Regions from separate parts of the Mus musculus genome. Here region 2 is linked to region 1. Evidence: chromatin contacts called from ENCODE Hi-C data. All regions are on one chromosome and are shown on one strand. Each heading gives the region's core, a stretch centred on a gene start or an enhancer-like site at or near the end of the contact. The rest is flanking DNA. Distances are from core to core; before and after follow the strand shown.

Evidence for each region. Hi-C counts contacts between places; a loop is a spot of excess contacts on that map.
Region 2: a loop to region 1 is called in a map of heart, with 4 times the contacts of the local background. The contact joins the promoter of Olfr1009 here to the enhancer-like site in region 1. A Hi-C loop is called at or near these places in 5 of 37 maps with a recorded cell type or tissue (adrenal gland, heart and left cerebral cortex).

What each region holds. Positions count from the first base shown.
Region 1 is chr2:85,128,298-85,133,103 of GRCm38, forward strand. No RefSeq gene overlaps it. Among named protein-coding and RNA genes, the nearest start is that of Aplnr, 5.7 kb to the right of the region's middle. Within about 2 kb of position 1,259, at least 1 of the 3 ENCODE cell types and tissues checked has a DNase peak (open chromatin) inside an H3K27ac peak, as active enhancers do; it is heart, where a contact is called at or near this core.
Region 2 is chr2:85,719,644-85,724,358 of GRCm38, forward strand. Olfr1009 (olfactory receptor 1009) reads left to right here and starts at 1,764. Exons shown (of 1, transcript NM_146572.2): 1 at 1,764-2,708. The coding sequence starts at 1,764. The coding sequence ends at 2,708.

The sequences.
Region 1 (4,806 bases), core at 9-2,508:
ACTGGCAGAGCTTCTGTGTGAACCTTTCTGATGAGGCATGGTCACATTCTTTTTCTTCCTTGGCATCCTTGACACTTAGCGTGTATTTTACCCTCACAACTCTCACTGTTTGCTAGACCAGATTTCCATGCTCGTTTCTCTGTGCAGTGAGGGCGACAGTGCAGGGATAAGCTGCATCTTATTTGGGATGAAAAGATCAACTTTGCAGCCTTATCTAACTTTATTCCCATATTCATTAGCATATAAATTGATTATAAAGCTTTATAAAGTATAAGTAAGGAATGTCACACTGATATTTCTGTATGTGCATACAGTTTGCTAACGTACTTTGATCACAATCACCCCTCTTTGGTCTTTCTCATCCTCTGGGTTCCTCATCCTTTTCGCTTTCACATCCCTAATGTTTTTTTCTCTCTCTTCCAAGCCCTGCCCCTCGCTTAAATCTCTCACATGGGAGAAAACACCATGTCTGTCTTCATGAAACCGGCTTATTATTCTCGACAGGATGACGTCAAGTTCCACCCATTTAGCTTCAAAGGACATCATTTTATTCTTTATGGTTGAATAAAATTTCACTGTGGATATATACCACATTTCTTTATCTAGTCATGAGTCATTGCTGGGCACCTGACTGTCTCTATACCTTGACGATTTTGAGTTTGGCAACATGGTCTTGACTGACTTCAGTCCTCTGACATTTTAAGCTCTTTCTTCTGTGGCCCCATAACTTGGTCCACAAGGCCCTCAGCATTTTCGGAACGTGATAATACTTTACCCTCACATTCTTTTCGACTCTGATCGCCAGTCCCAGGTGATAAAGATAGACACACCGTCTCTCAAATCACTCCCACCTTATAGACGAGGAAACTGAGTCTTGCAATGGTTAGATTTTCAAGACTTCGAGTAGCAGCACAGGCTCCAATCTCTTTCCTTTGAACCCTGCTTTATTGATGGTGACCCTGTGGGAAGTGATGGGCTGCTCAGACTAGAATGAGAATGGCCTGTCAAGGCCAAGAGTGAACATCTGGTCAATGGAGGTACACAGTGGTCCTAAGGTGCCCTTCAGGGTAAAGTAGAGGAGATTTCTGCACTCCGTGGAAGCGGGGAAAGCAGGGTGAAGACACTTTGTATAGTTCTGAGAATGCAGCATGCTCTCTTTTCCTCAGGGAGATGGACAGATACTGTTGTCACCAGTGCTGGCAGGCTGGGATTTCCTCCTTTAGAGCTACAAGGCTAGCCTTCCCCTAGACCCGGTCCCCTTGCAGTGCCTGCAGCCTGATTGCGTTGGTCTTCTCCCCTGGAGGGCCAGCCCCACATCCTCCCATTGTCAGAGCTGATATAGTTCCTCATTAATTTAGACTCGTGTAAATATTTTTGGAAGCATTGCTTTGCTGTCCTGAAGGTTGGTAGGGCTGAGTGTGAGCTGGCTGGGGTCTCATCCGCCTCTTCCTGACCTCCTTCCTGCTTCTGTTGTTTCCTGCCCTCTGCCTCTTGCCGGGAGTCCCTCATCACAGCTAGACAAAGGCCAGGGAGCTGTGGGGAGAAGGCTTCCTCTGCAGGAGTTCTTGGGGGCCTGGGAGGGGCCGACTGGGTGGCCCAGGGACAACTGGGCAAAGCCCTTTCCTTCCCTGAACCTTGCCTTCCTCCCCAGTGAAACCCAATGTGTGGAATAGCTTAGTAGCCTCAACCTTTTACCATCAAAGGCCACTTTGCTTGCTTTCCTGTTCTTCCCCGGTGAGCTCCCGTCAGGGAAGGATTGTGTTTGTCCAACCCACACCATTTATTAAATAATAATGATTCTCAGTTTTTATTCAACAAAGGCCTGCTGAGCAGCACGGGAGGAACCAGAGCCACCGCACGGATTTGCTCAAACCCAGGCTCGAGCCACTGCTGCGTGGCATTTAGAGGTTTATCCTTGTGAAGGGAAAGGGGACCGTGCCATTTCCGAAAGATTTTATGCAATGCTGGTGCTGACCCCACGCTACCTACCTTTCCCCTGTTACTATCTTCTATGGCCTACGGCCTCAACTTAGGAACCAAAGGTCTTGATGAATTAGAAATCTTTCCTGTTCCAGGTTCCACGAGCTCAATCTCTACCCACACCATCCTGAGGAGGGCTCCGGTCGGTCCCTTCTGAGGTTATACACATGGTGGTGGTATGGTGGTATTCACATGGGTTTGTTAGAGTTACCATGGATGGGGTTCTATGTGTGTGTGTGTGTGTGTGTGTGTGTGTGTGTGTGTGTGTGTGTGTGCGCGCACGCGCGCAAAGGTGGGTGTGTTGGTGAGTAAGAGTATAAGAGAGATCAGGAGAGACCTCCAGATTCCTGCTGATCCCATTCTAATCCATCAGACAGGGCTTGGTGCCCTGATTGTAATCTGACCCTGCATTTAGTGACTGAGAGGTCCCTTCATTGTTCCCTTTTGACCTCACTGGAAAGAAAGCCACTTGCCCAGCCACTATTGGAGCTGCTGCCACAGTCCCCAGAATCATAGAAAAAAATAGACCAGACTGGTCCAGTGTCTTCTCATACAGATAGAGAAACTTGTTGGGGGTGTGTGTGGTTGGAGGTTTGGTTGGGCTACAAAGCCAGCTGATCATTCAAGCTTCAGACACAGCAAGCTTCAGTTAGGATTCCAGAGACCCCCATGAGGCCTCCACAGACAATGCTTGCTCAAACTACCAGCTTTCATTTATTCTCTGCACCATTAGCCTGGCTTAACTCCCTTTGTGGTGTTTATCAGGGCCCCAGTGCTCTGCCTTCGCTCACCAGTCACTTCCTCACCCCTAGCAAGTACAGGGGATCAGAGACTAAGCCTGAATTATTCTGTGATGTGTTCAGAGCCCCCCTCCCCCGCCCCAGTCTCTCACACACTAGTTGTTCAACAAACACCTGTTGAGTTGAGTGAATGGACAAATAGGTAGGAAAGGATTGGAACTCATATCCCTGGGCCTCAGGCTGCTGCATTATTTCTGTCTTTCCTGTTCAGGGTGCTCAGGGAGCCTAGAGAGTTTGAAATAGGGTCAAGAAGCTGGAAGTAGTACCAAATGGTGGAATGAGTTAGAGCACGGGTGGTGGCAGGGATATCAGAGGGGGTGGGGTGGATGTAAGGGGGAGATTAGCTTTAATTGCTAAAGATGACCATTTGGTTTTGGTCAGATAAGGAGTAGGGCTGGGGTGGTACTGCAGTGTTCTGGCTGAAGACAATAGCAGCGCTATTGGAGTGAGGCAGGTAGTCAGGTAGTTAAATTTCAGCTATATCTACCTCCCTGTTTCTCCCCATCTCCCCTCCACCCCCAGCTTCCTCAGATAGCAAACCAGCTGTTAGGGACACAGCTGTGGCTACCTCTTGGAGAGAGAGAGAGAGAGAGAGAGAGAGAGAGAGAGAGAGAGAGAGAGAGAGAGAGAGAGAGAGAGAGAGAGAGAGAGAGAGACTGTTGCCTGGGTGAGTTCCCAAGCTGTGGAGTTCAAAGCAGACCTGTGAAGTCAGGGGCAGAGCAGAGCGCTGGAAGGGAGGGGGTGAGAAGTCAGTGAGGGGTAGAGAAAGGCTACACTTCTACTTTGATGTCCCAGCACAGAGCTTGAGCCAGGTCTGGGTGGGGTCCCAGCAGATGGCTTTAGCTTTCCTCTTCAACTCAAAGCTTTAGAGAGAGCCAATTAGCCACACTTTCCTGTCCTTTAGGCAGGATGTTTATCTAGTCCTCTGAAACTATGACATAGCTGTGTGAGTCCAGGGCACACTCCTACCCCCACTCTATATAAGAAAGCACATTCCCCTACACACATAAATATGTATACCCATTTATTGCACATGCAAGCAAGGCATACCCTCGCACACACATGCATTTATACACTTATCTGCAGTCTGTTCACAAGGATCCCTAGATGTCACATCTAAGTGGCCTTACATCATATATAAAACTTGCACTCACTAAGTGCACATGACAGTGTCCATCACAGCCAAGGCTGGCTTTGTTCTCTAGGTGAGGAGTCAGCTTGTGGGGAAAGTTGGGGAAGACTTCTGAACCCAACTCTAGAATTTTCACTCTGCTAGCAATTTTGGCCCTTCTCATGGAACAGGGCCAAGACACTTTTCTGCCAGGAACTGTTTATCTCTGACTTGTCACAATACCTAACTGAAATCACCTCGGGGAGAGAAGTCCCCTAGGAAACCTTCTTGTTCCTCTCCTAGGTCACCTAGCCCTGGGGACTCTGGCTAACAACCCTGCCTTAGCTACTGCTTTACCACTTGGCTGCAAGTAGATAACTTAGAATCAGTTTTGCCAAAAGTCGCCCTTGCTATTACAGTAGAATGGTCCTGAGGTAAAGACCCACGTTATCACCAGTCCTCTAAGCATACCTCTAAAGCTTTAATTTAACAAACATTTTCGGGGCTAAACAGAGAGGTTGGATGCCAGAGAGATATCAGTCCTAGGGCTGGGGTATGGGTAGCCTCTGAGTCTTGGGGCACATCAGTCTGGCCTGCAACCTCAGTTGTGTTTACCAATCTTACAGCTTCTGTGATGGATAGTGTGGTGGGAGACAGGGATGGATCAGCACCAGGTTGGGTGAGGAGTGAGCCTGGCTGTCAGTGTCGGGATCACTCAGGCCATCTGGCTCCAGCTTGCTCTAGGTTGGAGTCTGGGTCTTATCAGCATCCCACCATTCCAGGCACAGATCATTGACCCCTGTACCATCCCAGGCTCCGAATTCCCTTCCCTTTCCATTGAGACAGAGAATAATTAATGAAGTACATTCATATTTTCTCCCATGGAGAACTCTGGGTTTTCATCTGGCTTGGAAT
Region 2 (4,715 bases), core at 514-3,013, 590 kb after region 1:
GGAAAGATTGAATTTGTATGAGAAGGATATAAAGCAAATGTTTGATTGCCTGAAAGCGAAATGGAACATAGGTAAGGTACCGCTATTTATATGTAACAACAAATAGACACTGGATTCTGTCTTCTTAAACCAAATATTTAGAAACAATGCATCCGTGAGCATCCCACTTGTCTGTCTGCCTGTGTTACAAATTGAGGCTGTATCACTTTGTCAAAGCAACATAGATCTTCCAAAAAAGAATGAAGACTTCCCATCTACTGATGGAATTTTCAACAATAGAGACTAGAGGGTAATGGTTTAATAGAAAGAGCAATGGTCACTGACAAGAAAACCCTGTTAGGACACTGAACAGCTGTAAAATTATCCATGAGACAAATGTTACTTCTTCCTGACTTCACATCGAGTTTATCTGTGTCTGCCACCTAACTGAGGGGCAAACCAGGAAGTGTTTGCTTTTCCAATGGGATAACCCCCCCCCCAAGAAGAAAATGTGTCCTTACAACTAAGATTTTACTTATACATTTATCTGTTCCATTTATTTAGTTATCTCTCTGCTTCATTGAACATGCCATAATTTGTGTTTTTTTAATTAAAAACTTTAAAAATCTTTTTTGCAAGGTTGAGAATGGAAACTAGAACCTTGAACATTCTTGCTATATTCCTTACCTCTGAGCCACCCATGTAGCTATTTTCACTGAAAATTTAAATGTTCTTTTCTGTGCTTATTAATGGTTATTTTAACAACTGCTATCTAAAATATGAATTTTTTTCTGCTGATACTTTGTATGTTGTTATTTTTTCATTTTTTCACATTGCACTGGAATTCCAATGATTCATTGAACAGTTCTAACTTTTATTGATTAATTTTGTTGCTTGACAATTTCATAAGTATATATGATGTATAATATATTTTAATTACTTTCTTCCACACTTTTTAGCATTTACCCATATCAACCTCCATCTATCTTAGTTAATTATTCAAAGTTTTCTATGAGTCATTTTGTCAAACAGTGACATTTCTCTAGTTCTTATTTTTCTGTAATTTATATTTAAAAATATTTATCTCAATTAAAAATATTTTTGTGTTTGTGTGTGTTTATGTATCTATATGTAAGTGCTCTTAACTGTCACAGAGTCATCTCTGTAACTCCAGCATTTTCTATTATTCTTATATTTTGTTTTCTTTATAGGTTTTGGAATGTTGTGGTCTCTATTATCATGTTCAATCCATAAGCTCTATGCAACCTTATAAGACTTATGATCATGTCAGTATCTACATTGCTTATTTTTAAGAAGATTATTTTTTATTATGCTAATTACTTTATTAAATAGGATCAAAAGTAGAACCCGGCATTTACTAAGTAAGGTATTATTTTATTTAGCTTCCACCCCAGCCCAAATGATTGTTTTTATTTTTATTTTGAAAAGGACATTTGAGATCTACCTCTTATAAAATGAATTCAGAGATATCGTGAAAATAACAATAATGTTTCCCCCTTTAGTCTGTAAAGGCATTGGAGGGTTTCAGGTATAATGCCTAAGCATTTCATACTTACACCGGAGTTTTCTCTTTATGACACTTAAACTCATGTTACTCTTCAGATAGTATATATTACATTTACTAGTACTTTTTTTTTTTAATCCAGAAAGTCAAGTTTCAGATTTTAGCCTGTAGTTTCTTCTCTTGTGCATTACCAAGAAGTTTTAAGACACAACTATCATGTTGCTCTTCATTGTTCTTGCCTTAGAGACGAACCTTATTAATGGCGGATGAGAACTATACAAGGATCACAGAATTCATTTTCATTGGCTTGAGATACCACCCTAATCTGCAGGTCTTCCTGTTCTTGCTCTTTCTGCTTTTTTACCTGGTTACCATGACGGGAAACTTAGGTATGATCATTCTCATTCGGGTAGATTCTCGCCTTCACACTCCAATGTACTTTTTCCTCAGCCACCTGTCATTTGTGGACATTTGCTTCTCGTCAGTCGTGGCCCCCAAGATGCTCACAGACTTCTTTGCAGATAAAAAAGCTATCTCTTTTCTGGGCTGTGTATTACAGCAATGGTTCTTTGGGTTCTTTGTGGCCATTGAGTGTCTTCTCTTGGCATCCATGGCCTATGACAGATATGTAGCCATCTGTAACCCCCTGTTGTATTCAGTAGCCATGTCCCAGAGACTCTGCATACAGCTGGTGATCGGACCCTATGCTGTTGGCTTTTTTAATACCATGACTCACACGACAGCTGCTTTCCGACTTCCCTTTTGTGGCTCCAATATTATCAATCATTTCTTCTGTGACATGTCTCCTATCCTTTCCCTCATATGTGCTGACATACGGATCAACAAACTGTTGGTTTTCATCGTGGCAGGCGCTGTATTGATTGTCAGTAGTACCACCATCATAGTCTCCTACTTTCACATCCTCATTGCCATCCTGAGAATCCGCTCAGCTGAAGGTAGGAGGAAAGCCTTCTCTACCTGCTCTTCCCATGTTACAGCAGTTTCTATTTTGTACGGGACTCTCTTCTTTATCTATGTGAGGCCAAGCGCCATTTCTTCTCTGGACCTCAATAAGGTGGTGTCTGTTTTCTACACAGCAGTGATTCCCATGCTTAACCCGCTCATCTACAGCCTGAGGAATAAAGAAGTGAAATCGGCCATGGGCAGGACAGTTGCTAAAGCCAAAGTTTTCCTCAAAAATTAAACTGTCATTTGGAGTACAAAATAGATTCAGAGCAAAGCTTCCAGACATGATCTGATCCCCCTAGGCAGCATCTCAACATGACAAACATTTTGCAGAGTTTGTAATTGACATCCTTTTATCTTTCTGTGTGACTTTTGTTTTACTACATAAAATACATTTTATTTTAGTAAATAAAGCTTTATTTCATCATATTACTATGAATATAACTTTCTACTTAAGCTCAGGGTTCTTTCCCTTAAATATATTTATTTTTTGAAAGTAAGATAAAATCTAATAAATACAACAGCAACCAGATATGAATCATATATTATAGAATGCATAACCCAAGATTTTATATGTGTAAAATTGAAAATAACAAGCAGAGTGTTTTGCTTAGCTTGAAAGTAATTTTAATTAAATGATTTTCTCATTTATTTAATTTTATGCCATGTAATCTATTTTCATGCTAGTTTTTATCTTATATAAAAACAAGCCAACAAACAATAGTTGTTGAAGTTTATAGAGAGTTTGAACAACTTTCTGTTAACTTGAAACCATTTAAGAGTTCAAAAATGGGATAGGGGATGGATTTGATCAAAATGTCACAGATGTACGTGTGAGATTTTCAAAGCATAAAAATAAGCCTAGTTATTTTGTAAAGATAAAATTATGCTTGAGTGACTTTCTGGTATAAATCAGAACCTATGACTATTTTTAATTTTTCTGATTAGACATGGTATAACATACAATTATGTCAAGATCTATAGCTGAGTAAATAAAAATAAGTGAAGAATGCTATAGTGCTACCAGGCCAAAACTATTTATCTCAAGCCCAGTCCAGAAGGGTTTCACAATGAGGTTGTTGGGTTATGGTGTCCCTTGTCAGGAGTGACTGGTGGAAAATCAATGGTGGGATGAACGAAAATCATCCTGGTTCTTTCTTCTCTACAGGGCACCTGGACATGCTTTGAGCTTTCTTTATTTTCTTTACTTTTTCATTACTTTCATTTTTTTTTACAGTCCAGTCTTTGCCCCATCCAGGTCCACCCTCCCACAGTTCCTTATCCTATTCTTCCTCCAACCTGTCTCCAAGAAGATGTTTCAGTTTCAGCTCCTCACTCTCTGAGGCCTCATGTTCTCCTTTTCCCTCCCCCTCCCCACTCCCACCCAGCTTGCTCTCTCCCTCTGCCTCTGGTGATTACTTTCTTCTTCCTTCCAAGTGTGATTGAAGCATCCTCACTTAGGCCCTTCTGCTTGTTTACCTTCATGAGCTCTGTGGATTGTATCCTGGGTATTCTTTACTTTTTTGGCTAATATCCACTTACTAGTGAATACATACCATGCATGTCCTTTGGGTCTTAGTTACCTCACTCTGGATGATATTTTCCTAGCTCCATCCATTTGACTGCAAAACTCATGAAGTCCTTATTCTTAATAGCTGAATTGTATCCCTTTGTGTAAATGAACCACATTTTCTGTATCCATTCTTCATTTGTGGGACATCTGAATTGTTTTTAGCTTCTGGCTATCACAGATAAGGCTGCTATGAACATAGTGGAATGTGCTCCTCTGTGGAATGGTTGGGGCATCTTTTGGGTATATGCTTAAGAGTAGTATAGCTGGGTAGACCTATTTCCAATTTTCTGAGGAACCTACAGATTGATTTCCAGAGTGGTTGTACCAGTTTGCAATCCAATCAGCAATGTAAGAGTGCTCTTCTTTCTCCACATCCTCACCACATGTGCTGTCACCCCAGTTTTTGATCTTAGTCATTCTGCCTGGTGTAAGGTGGAAAGGACTTTGAGTTTTCAATCACTATAAATACAGCACTTTACTACGATTGAGAATAGAATAGTTTGGGTTTAGATTGATTGATCATGATCTCCCAGGAACTGCAGATCAAAAGACATTATAATGTATTTGACAGTAATTCCCATTAACAAGAGAATGCCTATAGAGGATAGAACCTACATGCACTTCACACTAGTAGCATCTAGAGCTGGGAAGATGGCTCAGTGAGTACAGTCC